2 separate regions of the Homo sapiens genome follow, and region 1 is linked to region 2. A link is an interaction called in ENCODE POLR2A ChIA-PET data of the cell type or tissue named here. Cell type or tissue: MCF 10A. All regions are shown on one strand.

Region 1 (5,000 bases), 260 kb after region 2:
AAAACTCTGTAATCTGAGATGGGCAAACATGCTCCAAGTCTGTTTACCAAGGAACAAGAACCTCTCTGTGTCTTTTGAGCAGACAGAAAAATTAAAAATAAAATATTTATTTGGGATTTGTCTCTGAGGACTTCAGTGACTGAAAACCAATAGGGCCTCCCCTCCCTCTGTGGAAAGGCGAGTTCCAAAGCCCCGGCTCCCAGGAGAGCCCTATGGTGAGGCTGCTCCAGTACAGCAGGTGGCAGTGGGTGTGGCTGAAAGTGCCTCATCACTTTCATTCTGGATCCTAGGTCTGTAGATGGGCTTTGGCTATATCATCTTTTTAAAGTTTTAATTTGGTAGCTGCTTCAAAAGTTAAGGGAACCCTCAATGGGCAAAGTTAGCATGTGACATATTTGTGTCTCCTCTTTGGACCTTGGTTTTCCTTGTCTGTAAAATGAGGGAATGGACCAGATCACTGCTCCAGAGCCCCAATGCAACTATAGGAATCTGCACTTTGAGGCTTGCTTCTCTCCTAGTAGGAATTCAGTTCCTCTGCCCTAACTTTTCTGCTATAGTCTGGGTGTTATGGGCTGAATTGTGTGTCCCCCACAAATTCATATATGAAAGTCTTAACCAAGTATCTCAGAATGTGAGCATTTTTGGAAATAGGATCTGTATTAGTCTGTTTTCACACTGCTAATATTAAGACATACCCAAGACTGGATAATTAATAAAGGAAAGAGGTTTGATTGATTCACTGTTCAGCATGGTTGGAGAGGCCTCAGGAAACTTACAATAATGGCAGAAGGGGAAGCAAACATGTCCTTCTTCACATGGTGGCAGCAGCAAGAAGAAGCGCCCAGCAAAAGGGGAAAAGCCCCTTATAAAACCATCAGATGTCATGAGAACTCACTATCACGAGAACAATAGCATGGGGGTAACCACCCCCATGATTCAATTATCCATCACCGGGTCCCTTTCACATGTGGGGATTATGGGAACTACAATTCAATATGAGATTTGGGTGGGGACACAGCCAAACCATATTAGGGTCTTAAACGAAGTCATTAAGTTAAAATGAGGTCATTAGAGTGAGCCCTAATCCAATATGATTGCGGTCCTTAGAAGAAGAGATCAAGACACAGACAGGCACGGGGGAAGGACACGGGAGGATGCAGGGATAAGGTGCCCTCTGCAAGCCCAGGAGAGAGGCCTCAGGAGGAACCAACCCTGCCAGCACTTCAATCTCGGACTTCCAGCCTCCAGAACTATGGGACAATACACTTCTGTTGTTTAAGGCAACCAGTCCGCAGCACTTTGTTACGGTAGGCCTAGCCGACTAACACCACATGATATCACAATGAATGTGCTGGGCTGTGAAAGAAGTTCTGTGTGTTTTTCTTAACAGACTTGGATTTTTGGTTTTAGCCCAAAAAAGACTTTTCTGTAGCAGGATATTTAAAACATTATGTTTGTTTATTTTTTACAGATTTCTTTATCATCTGATGTGAAATAAGCCGTGTTAGTAAAATAACTCCTCTTTATCTTTACTTGAAGGGGGTTTCACAATTTTGACCCAGAGGGCTATTTTTCTTAATAGCTATGGATTGTCATCCTGCTTTTTTTTTGTTTCTTTTTTTTTTTTTTTGACGGAGTCTCGCTCTGTCACCCAGGCTGGAGTACAGTGGCATGATCTCGGCTCACTGCAACCTCTGCCTTCCAGGTTCAAGTGATTCTCCTGCCTCAGCCTACTGAGTGACTGGGACTGCAGGCGCATGCCACCACACCCAGCTAATTTTTTGTATTTTTAGTAGAGACGGGGTTTCACTGTGTTAGCCAGGACTGTCTCAATCTCTGGACCTCGTGATCCGCACGCCTCGGCCTCCCAAAGTGCTGGGATTACAGGCATAAGCCACCGCGCTCGGCTGTCATCCTGCCTTTTAAGAAATACTGTCATTATCTATAAAATTCATTAAAGGCCAAATAGCTCATTGGATAAACCCGCAGGTGATGGCACATGTATAAAGAACTTCAGACCACACAAGCAACCCCAGATATGGCACGGTCCAGTTTTTCTTGAGTATTTTTGGCTCTAAAGTTGATTGAGTCAAACATCATTTGATTGAGTTACAGAAGGACAAACAAAATGATGAACAAAGGTCACCACTTATCACCTGCTGTTTAAGATTCTCATATTCTTACTTGAAATAAAGCATACCATTACCAAAGTGGATTTTTCTTTCCTTTCGTATCAGCATTCTGATTCTTTTATATAACAGTCACATGTAATTGGAATGTAGCATCAGACACACAGGGAGCATAGTTTGTTTCTCTTTGTAAGCTCCATTTGACCACAGCAGTGAAATTTCCCAAGAACGGTGTTTCCAGATCAAGACTACTCACTTGAGAGCTTAGAGTGGTCCAGGTTTTGAAGTGCTGCATGTCTGAGAAACAGATCATCGTAGACACTGAGAATTGGGGCACATCCTTCCTTTCCTATCTGACGGTAGACATGCCCCGTAGATGCTGGATAACAGAGACAGATGATTCAGATGTAGCACCCCGACATGAAACCAACCGTGGAAATACTGATAAAATCACCTGTTTGCTTTTTAAAATATGCAACAACATGAGTAAATGACTAGTTCATTTTATCAGCCCCCTTTTTTTTGCTGTCATATAATTACACGAATGAAAATTGATACACTTTTTAAAATACAGCTTTTCAAAATCCCATCTTGAGGAAAAAAGCTTGGCCAATTAAGAAGGCTGAGGGGAGGAACTGCAGGCACTTTTATTTCCAGCTGTCAACAGGATGGAAGAAATATGTCAACTTATTTATATTTATTTATTTATATGGGTGATGAATAAGTTAAGGAATGCTTCATCTCAAACACAGATTGCTTTTATTTTAGCTAAGTTAATGTTTCAGTTCCATATATATTTTTGAATTTCCATCAACGTCAAACACCATTTTTTTCTTTCTTCTTAAAAAAAAAAAAAGATTTACAAGCACTTTTACGGCACTCAAGAAAGTAGGCTGAAGGTTCATAATAATAATTTTCCTTTTAAAAAACATCCATCAGACCAAAATAAAATCATTTTAATTAACTCCTTCCTGAGTAACTAAAACCTTGGAATGTGCTGAAAGGTTATAATAAATAAGACAGTCAAAGATCAACTAGCTTAAAAGGTATTTTTTAAATTAAACTATGTAAAATGTACAATATGTTTCATGAAGTACAAACTGTTGGGCCCAGGGCCAAAAAAAATGTTGTCATGTTTGCCAAATAAACTGAAGTACCTTGACTTTTAGGACCTAGAGGGTGTTGGCTGGGACAAAATAACATTAAGGCCCTGTAAGTAAATCCGTCAGCATCTTTTTTTGTGAAGTTATAATGATCACTGCTGAAAAGAAATGCCTTTGAACACACAGGTAAAAGTACCCAGATAAACTTGCAGTAAGAGGATGAATGTTTTTGAACGACCAATTGTCCCAATGTTCTGACAAGAGCAGAGAAAACACAGCCAACTCAACTTTATTTTCAGATTGTGAGATTGCACAGTGTGTAAACTTATCATCATTCTTTATATGGAATTTCATAGAAATGACTCACAGGGTACCAGGCAGCAGTTCTTGTACTGGTTTTGAATATGATTGATAGCTGTTCTCCAGGTTGCTTCTGAAAGTATGCCTAATGGTAGGGCCCTGGTCTCTCTGAACAGGACAAAGGATATTTCCTCCTCTAAGAACATTTCCCTTCATCACTTCTCTGCCCCCGTCCTCTGAGGCAGAAAGAAGGCCCATGAGCGGCCAAGTGCTGGACTCTGTGCCTCTGTGGTCCCCGCCTTCCCTGGACTCCTGTGGGCTGCAGCCTTCTTAACACACATCTCATGATAAAGTAGCTTCAGTGCTCACTCGGCAGGTTCCAAATGACTTGCTTTATATCTTGGCTACAGTCCAATTTTAGTGAAGGCAGAAAAAATTCTAGAGAGACTTTGTGGTTTATGAAAAGTATAAAATGTGTAGCTTGTGTAAAGTCAGAGTCTTATTTACTATTAACTACTCCCAACTCACACATTTGCTAGGGCTGGCTCTAGGGGACAAATATGAAATAGACAAAATTTGTGGCAGTGTCCTTCCTGCTGCCACCACTGAACCTCGGCTTCTTAGCTAGCTGTTTATCGTCTTCCCAGGAGAATGTGTATTTTCAGCATTTTTTTTAAGGTGAAAATATTTCAGAACTCAAAGCAACAGATTTCTAATGACTGAACCAAGGCATCATTGATAGGTGGCAGGGGAGGGGCAGTGGGAGGTGGAAAGAAGACATACCTTAGGACAGTGAGACTGCCCAACATGTACTCACATCACATTGGAGGCAGCCACTTACTTACAAAGCTGGCCAAGCAGTCTCTGTCCCAGAAGCTCTTGCTGCTTCTTTTTGATGTCTCAAGTAAGAGTTCTCAGGAGCACACAGGTCCCATAAGAAATGGGACTCTACCTGCACAGAACTCAGGTAGTTCTCGGGTAGCTCTTCCACCTGCACAGAACTCAGGACCCCTTTTTACTGAAAACAGGTACCTCTTAGGGAACTAGAAGTTACAATAGTACATAGTACCAGGTCCTATAGGACCCAACTTGGCCAGGGGTGTGTTTGATAGATTACACACCATCTGTGGTCAGGCTCAGAACTTCTGCTGTAGGAGTCAAATGCCTGAGCTAAATTGGTTCCTAGAACTTCCATTAAAGCAGTGTTGGGAGAAGATGTTTCATATTGGGTGCAAAAGACACAGCCATGCCCTTTCCCTGATGCCACATGACCTTCAGATTTATCTGTCTTGTCTACATTCTTCCTTACACAGCAAACAAATTATTTTCCCTGCTAGAGTACTTTGATATCTGTCAGCACGGTGCTTTGAAATGGAATGTCTCAATGGAGCTGGCCATGCACTTTGACCTTGAAAGGTACTCCAGGCTGTGGATTGGTTGGGGATGCGGCACAAGCTGACTTGCTCTT
Region 2 (5,000 bases):
AGCCTGCAAAGTGAAGTTACCTTAACTCTTCTCTCTTCTCTTTCTTTACCTTTACCCAACTCCTTGAAATCGCATCCATTTTGTAATTAACATTCCTTAAAATACAACTTCTAAGACTCTCCTCAATGGTTATTACAGTCAATACAGTCCACAATTACTTCCATAGTTCTGAAATAAAATGTCAGGACAAGATTTTTCCACGAAGCTTCATATGGAAACTCATTTGGTGGTGGCAAAAATCTGAGTTGAACCGATGTAAGGTTATTTACAGGCTTGATTTAGCCCACTTACTGTGAATATTTTCACCTTCACTGCAGAGATACTAGTGTCTAGTTACAGGATGATACCTCAGACCTTGCTGGGAGAGTTATGTAATATACAATATACACGTTACCTTTCCCAAATCCAAAAATGTTTGAATCCCAAAACACAGCTGGCCTCAGGGTTTCAGATAAAGCATTGTGGACCTGTATAATATTATTCTAGGAATCCTAATTTAGGCACCCTATACTTAACTTTCTTCCTGATACTCTCTCTTACCTGACTCCATGCATCTCAGCTCCCATACCACCAAGTTCTATTATTTTTTCTTTCCAATATCTCCTGCAATTTTACTCTATCTCTAACTGCTTACCACCCTATCCCTATCATCAAACATATAAATGACCAGACCCACTGCTTAGCTCCCTGCCAGTCTTCCCACCCTCTGTGTAAGTATAGTATAAGAGATTAAGAAAGTTTCCTATATAACCACTTTAAATATTTCACTCAATTGCAGAGGAATTTAATAAACTGAAACAGATAAATAATAAAAGAGGAAGGATAGTGACTGTGGTGTTACAAGATGAGTTTCTGTTATTTTTTTAAACAGTTTATCTACAATTGTGAGCTAAGAAGAGTTTGACCCTTTTTTCTAAACTGGTTGAAACTTTGAAATTTTCTATGTTAACACATCTATTCTGTAACTGAAACAAAACAAACAAATGAACAAAATTGGCAAGGCTCCTTTCCTGCTTATCACTTCAGCTAAAACCCCTCAGTGTGGTTTTTCAATGCCTTCTCCAGTTTGGTTCCACTAGATCGGGGGTCATGAATCCCTCTGGCAGTCTGGAGAAAGCTACAGAGTCCCCCTCAGAGTGGTTTTAAATGCATAAAATACAATATCTAGGATTATAAAGAAAGCCAGTTTTACTAAAATATAGTTGTTTTTGAAAATATGGTTTTAAATGCATAAAATATACATTACTAAGAAAACCAATTATACCGAAACAGTTATCAAGTGTTTTTAAAAACCTTGTATGTGATATATTCATACATATGCTTCTTTAGTAATAATACAATAAAATCTAGTGGGAGTCTAATAAAAACCATAATTCTGAAGTAGTAATATGCATAAATTATAGAGATATCAACAGCTGTAATCTGAAAATATCTGTGCTTTTTCTATTAGTAATAAAAGATATACGTACTGCTAATATTACTGTAGTCTGCCGCTTAAAATCTTATTAAAAGTAAATGCTAAATTTCAGTTCAAAGTTCATAAAAATATAAAGATGTCACTTTTTTTTTTTTATCTAAATGCATGCAGCCCTCTAAATTGTATCCCTGGATCCCTTCAGGGTCTTGCAGATTAAAACTACTCTATTAAATTCACCTGCTTCTATTTCCCAGCAGTCCCCACACCCTTAGGAATCTGGGCAGGCCTGTCTGAACATGTTCAACCCACACTTTCCTTTCTTTGCTTACTACACTACTGCCCTTGCTTAGAATGTTATGTCTTCACCTTGAGGCTTATCAAAATCTTAACTACCTCTTCAAAACCAATTCCAATTTCACCTTCTACTTGAATTCTTTTTATCCTGCTTCAGCCCACATGGATCTTTTCCTACAACTACTAATGTAGCTGTAGGTCAATGCTTTATGAATCAACATTTAATTATTCTCTTACAGTCTACTTCTGTGTCTCTTCATCTAAGTTATAAGATCCCCGGAGACATGTGCTATGTGCTTACACATAGAACACTGCATATACATAATATAGGCACATATAAAGTACTCAGCAAGTGCCCCCAATAAATCAAGCACAGAAGATCATCTGTTTGGCAACTTCGAGTACCAGAAAATACATCAAGATAAGCCAAAAGTTCCACTAAGGAGTTAAAACAGACATAAATTAGGCTTATAGTTCACCTCTATCAGAACCTAGATACTCCTATTTAATTAAGAACCCAGAAGCTTATTTACTAGGCAGCAATGAATTCCAAGTAATAAATCAAGGAAGGAGCACTAAAGTCAGCACAAGACAATGATTCATTCCAAACATATTGGTTAAGCACTACTACGTGCCAGGCACTGTTCTAGAATCTATGATTCAGTTCTCATATAGCAACTTAGTGCCAGGCCCTGGACTAGAACCCGGGGTTCCTGACTCATTCTGAAGCTCTGAAACAAAATGTTTATTTCTATCTTCCAGAAAAGGTTTAGTATGCAGGGTAAAAGTGGGGGAGGGGAGGAGGTGTTACTATTTCAGAAAGCAGCAAAGTATGTGAAACATTATAAAGAAATAGATTTGGAGGTATGAATATCTATATTTATCTACACACAATATACATAATATATTGTAAAATCTCTATAAAATCTCTAAAATAGATTCAGGAGTAAGTTTCAATCATTTTATGTACTTACTACCTAAGAATACTAGATGAATGAGGTGTTACTCTGCTTATTAATATTTTAATCACAAACACTTCATAAAATTGTATTTTTCTTCAAAGAGCCCTGCCAAGTTGCTTCATTTATTTGATGTAAAAATAAAAAACTAGGTCAGGTATAGTGGCTCATACCTGTAATCGCAGCACTTTGGGAGACCAAAGCAAGAGGATCACTTGAGCCAAGGAGTTTGAGACTAGCCTGTGCAATACAGCAAAACCCTGCCTCTACAAAAAGTTAGAAAAAAAGTATTAGCCAGGCATGGTGGCTGGTGTCTGTAGTCCCAGGTACTTGGGAGGCTAAGGTGGGAGGTTAAGGCTGAGCCCAGGAAGTTAAGGCTGCAGTGAGCTATGATTGTACCACTGCCCTCCAGCCTGGGTGACAGAGTAATACCCTGTCTCAAATATATGTATGTAAATATTATATATATGTTATATATACACACATATATTTTTTATATATATAATACATACATACATACATATCTATATATAAACTTTTCTACCAATTTCCTGGAGGTGAGGTGGGGTGGGGTGGTAGTAATGATGGTAGTAGATATTATTCTAAATAATCTTCACCTTTTTCCCTGGGGAAACGGACCAAAAGAGGATAATGAGAATGTGGGTAGGAAATGGGGAATTGGTCTCCACAAATTTCAAGCTCTACTGCTGACTGTGACTAAAAAAAATTACTTTTCCTAAAGGGAAGTTCTTAGACTAATAGCAATGGAATTCAGTGAGCGAGTGAGGGAAGGAGGGAGGCGGAAGGGAGGGGTGGGACTGGAACAAGTAAACTAATAGCCTGACAATACCATGCTGGCAACCTAAAGTCACCTTGTCCAAAACTCAACTCACTGCCTCCTACTCACTAATGTATTTCTCTGTTAATTATAAATGACATGCTTCTGAAGCTAGAAACCTCAGAGTTCTCAATTCTTTTCCTCTCCACATATAATCAATGGCAAAGTTTCACTGATTACTTTCACAAAAATTTCTCTTTTCCACCACAATGTCCTTGTTCAAGTATGTGTTATCTGGGCAATCACCTAACACCATGACCTCTTGTTTGACTGCTTGTTCTACTCTTAAGGTTTTCTTTTTTTTTTTTTTAAGAGACAAGGTCTTGCTCTATTTTCCAGGCTGGAGTGCTGTCATGTAATCATAGATATGCAGCCTCGAACTCCTGGGCTCAAGTGATCCTCTCAACTCAGCCTCTTGAGTAGGCAGGACTACAGGTGCACTTTACCTGCCGAGTTAGTTTTTTATTTTTATTAGAGATGGGGTCTTGCTATGTTGCCCAGGCTGGTCTCAAACTCCTGGCTTCAGCAATCCTCTTGCCTCAACCTCTCAAGACTCTAGTATTACAGGCCTTATGCCTGGCTAAGCCTTTCTAAACTGTATTTCACAGTGGTAACAAACTTGGCTAGCTTCCTAAAAACTGGCTGAATCGTGTCACTTTCCTCCCTAAGAAAGGCAAGAGATTTTGTAGAGATACGCTGTAGTGAGTTTCAGCAGAAGGTGCTGACACTGACACAGGGAATAATGAAAAAAAGGTAAGAGAGAGGAGACCTGAGGATGAAGAATTTAGAATAAGTCAGAAAAATCAGGCAGAGAAAATGTTGGGAAGAATGGTATCAAGAAAGCCAAGTGAAGAGTTATAACAAAAATGATTATAAAGTTTAAAGTTTATTATTTTTATAATTTTATAGCAATAAATTTTCTATTAATAGCTTACATTTACTAAGTGCTAGGCACTAGGTCAAATGACTTATAATGCATAAACTCATCTAATGCTCCCAATAATCATGTGAGGCAGGCACCTCTATACGAGACTCAGTTAACTACACAGTTTGTCCTACTAGACAAAGAATTATTTTATACAGCTCCCTTTCCTTATTCCCTGAGATGCTTAATGCAAAGCACTTAAACATTCTTACTATGTTGGTGTCAACAATACCAGAGAAAGACATTCTTTTTACAAACTTTACTAATTTGCCATGGACTAACACAATATATGTATCTGTACACACAGACACATAGACACACACACACACACACACACACACACACACACACACTATGGATCTGGAAATAAAAGAATATATGGTTTTAAAAATACCCAATCTCCTAATATTTAAATCTGCATTGGAATAGTAAGGGCTAAGGGTATTTTTGTCTTGTAAAGCTCAAAAGTGGAAAGGTATATAAAAATACTGAAGAGAAACTTGGCCTATACATCTACCATCTACCTGAAAATGGGCAGAAGGACTGCGTAGAAGACAGACAGATTAA

Evidence for each region. ChIA-PET counts read pairs that join two places held together with the same protein. Peaks named below come from ENCODE experiments on the same cell type or tissue, not always from the same donor. Only the 100,000 strongest peaks of a DNase experiment are listed, where the experiment ranks them.
Region 1: POLR2A ChIA-PET joins it to region 2 with 11 read pairs; 4 of 35 experiments call an interaction of 5 or more read pairs at or near these places.

The regions. Positions count from the first base shown.
Region 1 is chr6:149,074,862-149,079,861 of GRCh38, reverse strand. UST (uronyl 2-sulfotransferase) reads right to left here. Exons shown (of 8, transcript NM_005715.3): 8 at 2,872-5,000. Among named protein-coding and RNA genes, the nearest start is that of UST-AS2, 45 kb to the right of the region's middle. In MCF 10A, no CTCF peak of the experiment used is centred here; no DNase peak of the experiment used is centred here.
Region 2 is chr6:149,333,495-149,338,494 of GRCh38, reverse strand. All of the region lies in intron 1 of TAB2 (TGF-beta activated kinase 1 (MAP3K7) binding protein 2), which reads right to left. Among named protein-coding and RNA genes, the nearest start is that of TAB2, 18 kb to the right of the region's middle. RefSeq lists an enhancer at 1,633-1,782. In MCF 10A, no CTCF peak of the experiment used is centred here; DNase peaks (open chromatin) are centred at 1,714, 2,374, 3,474 and 4,134.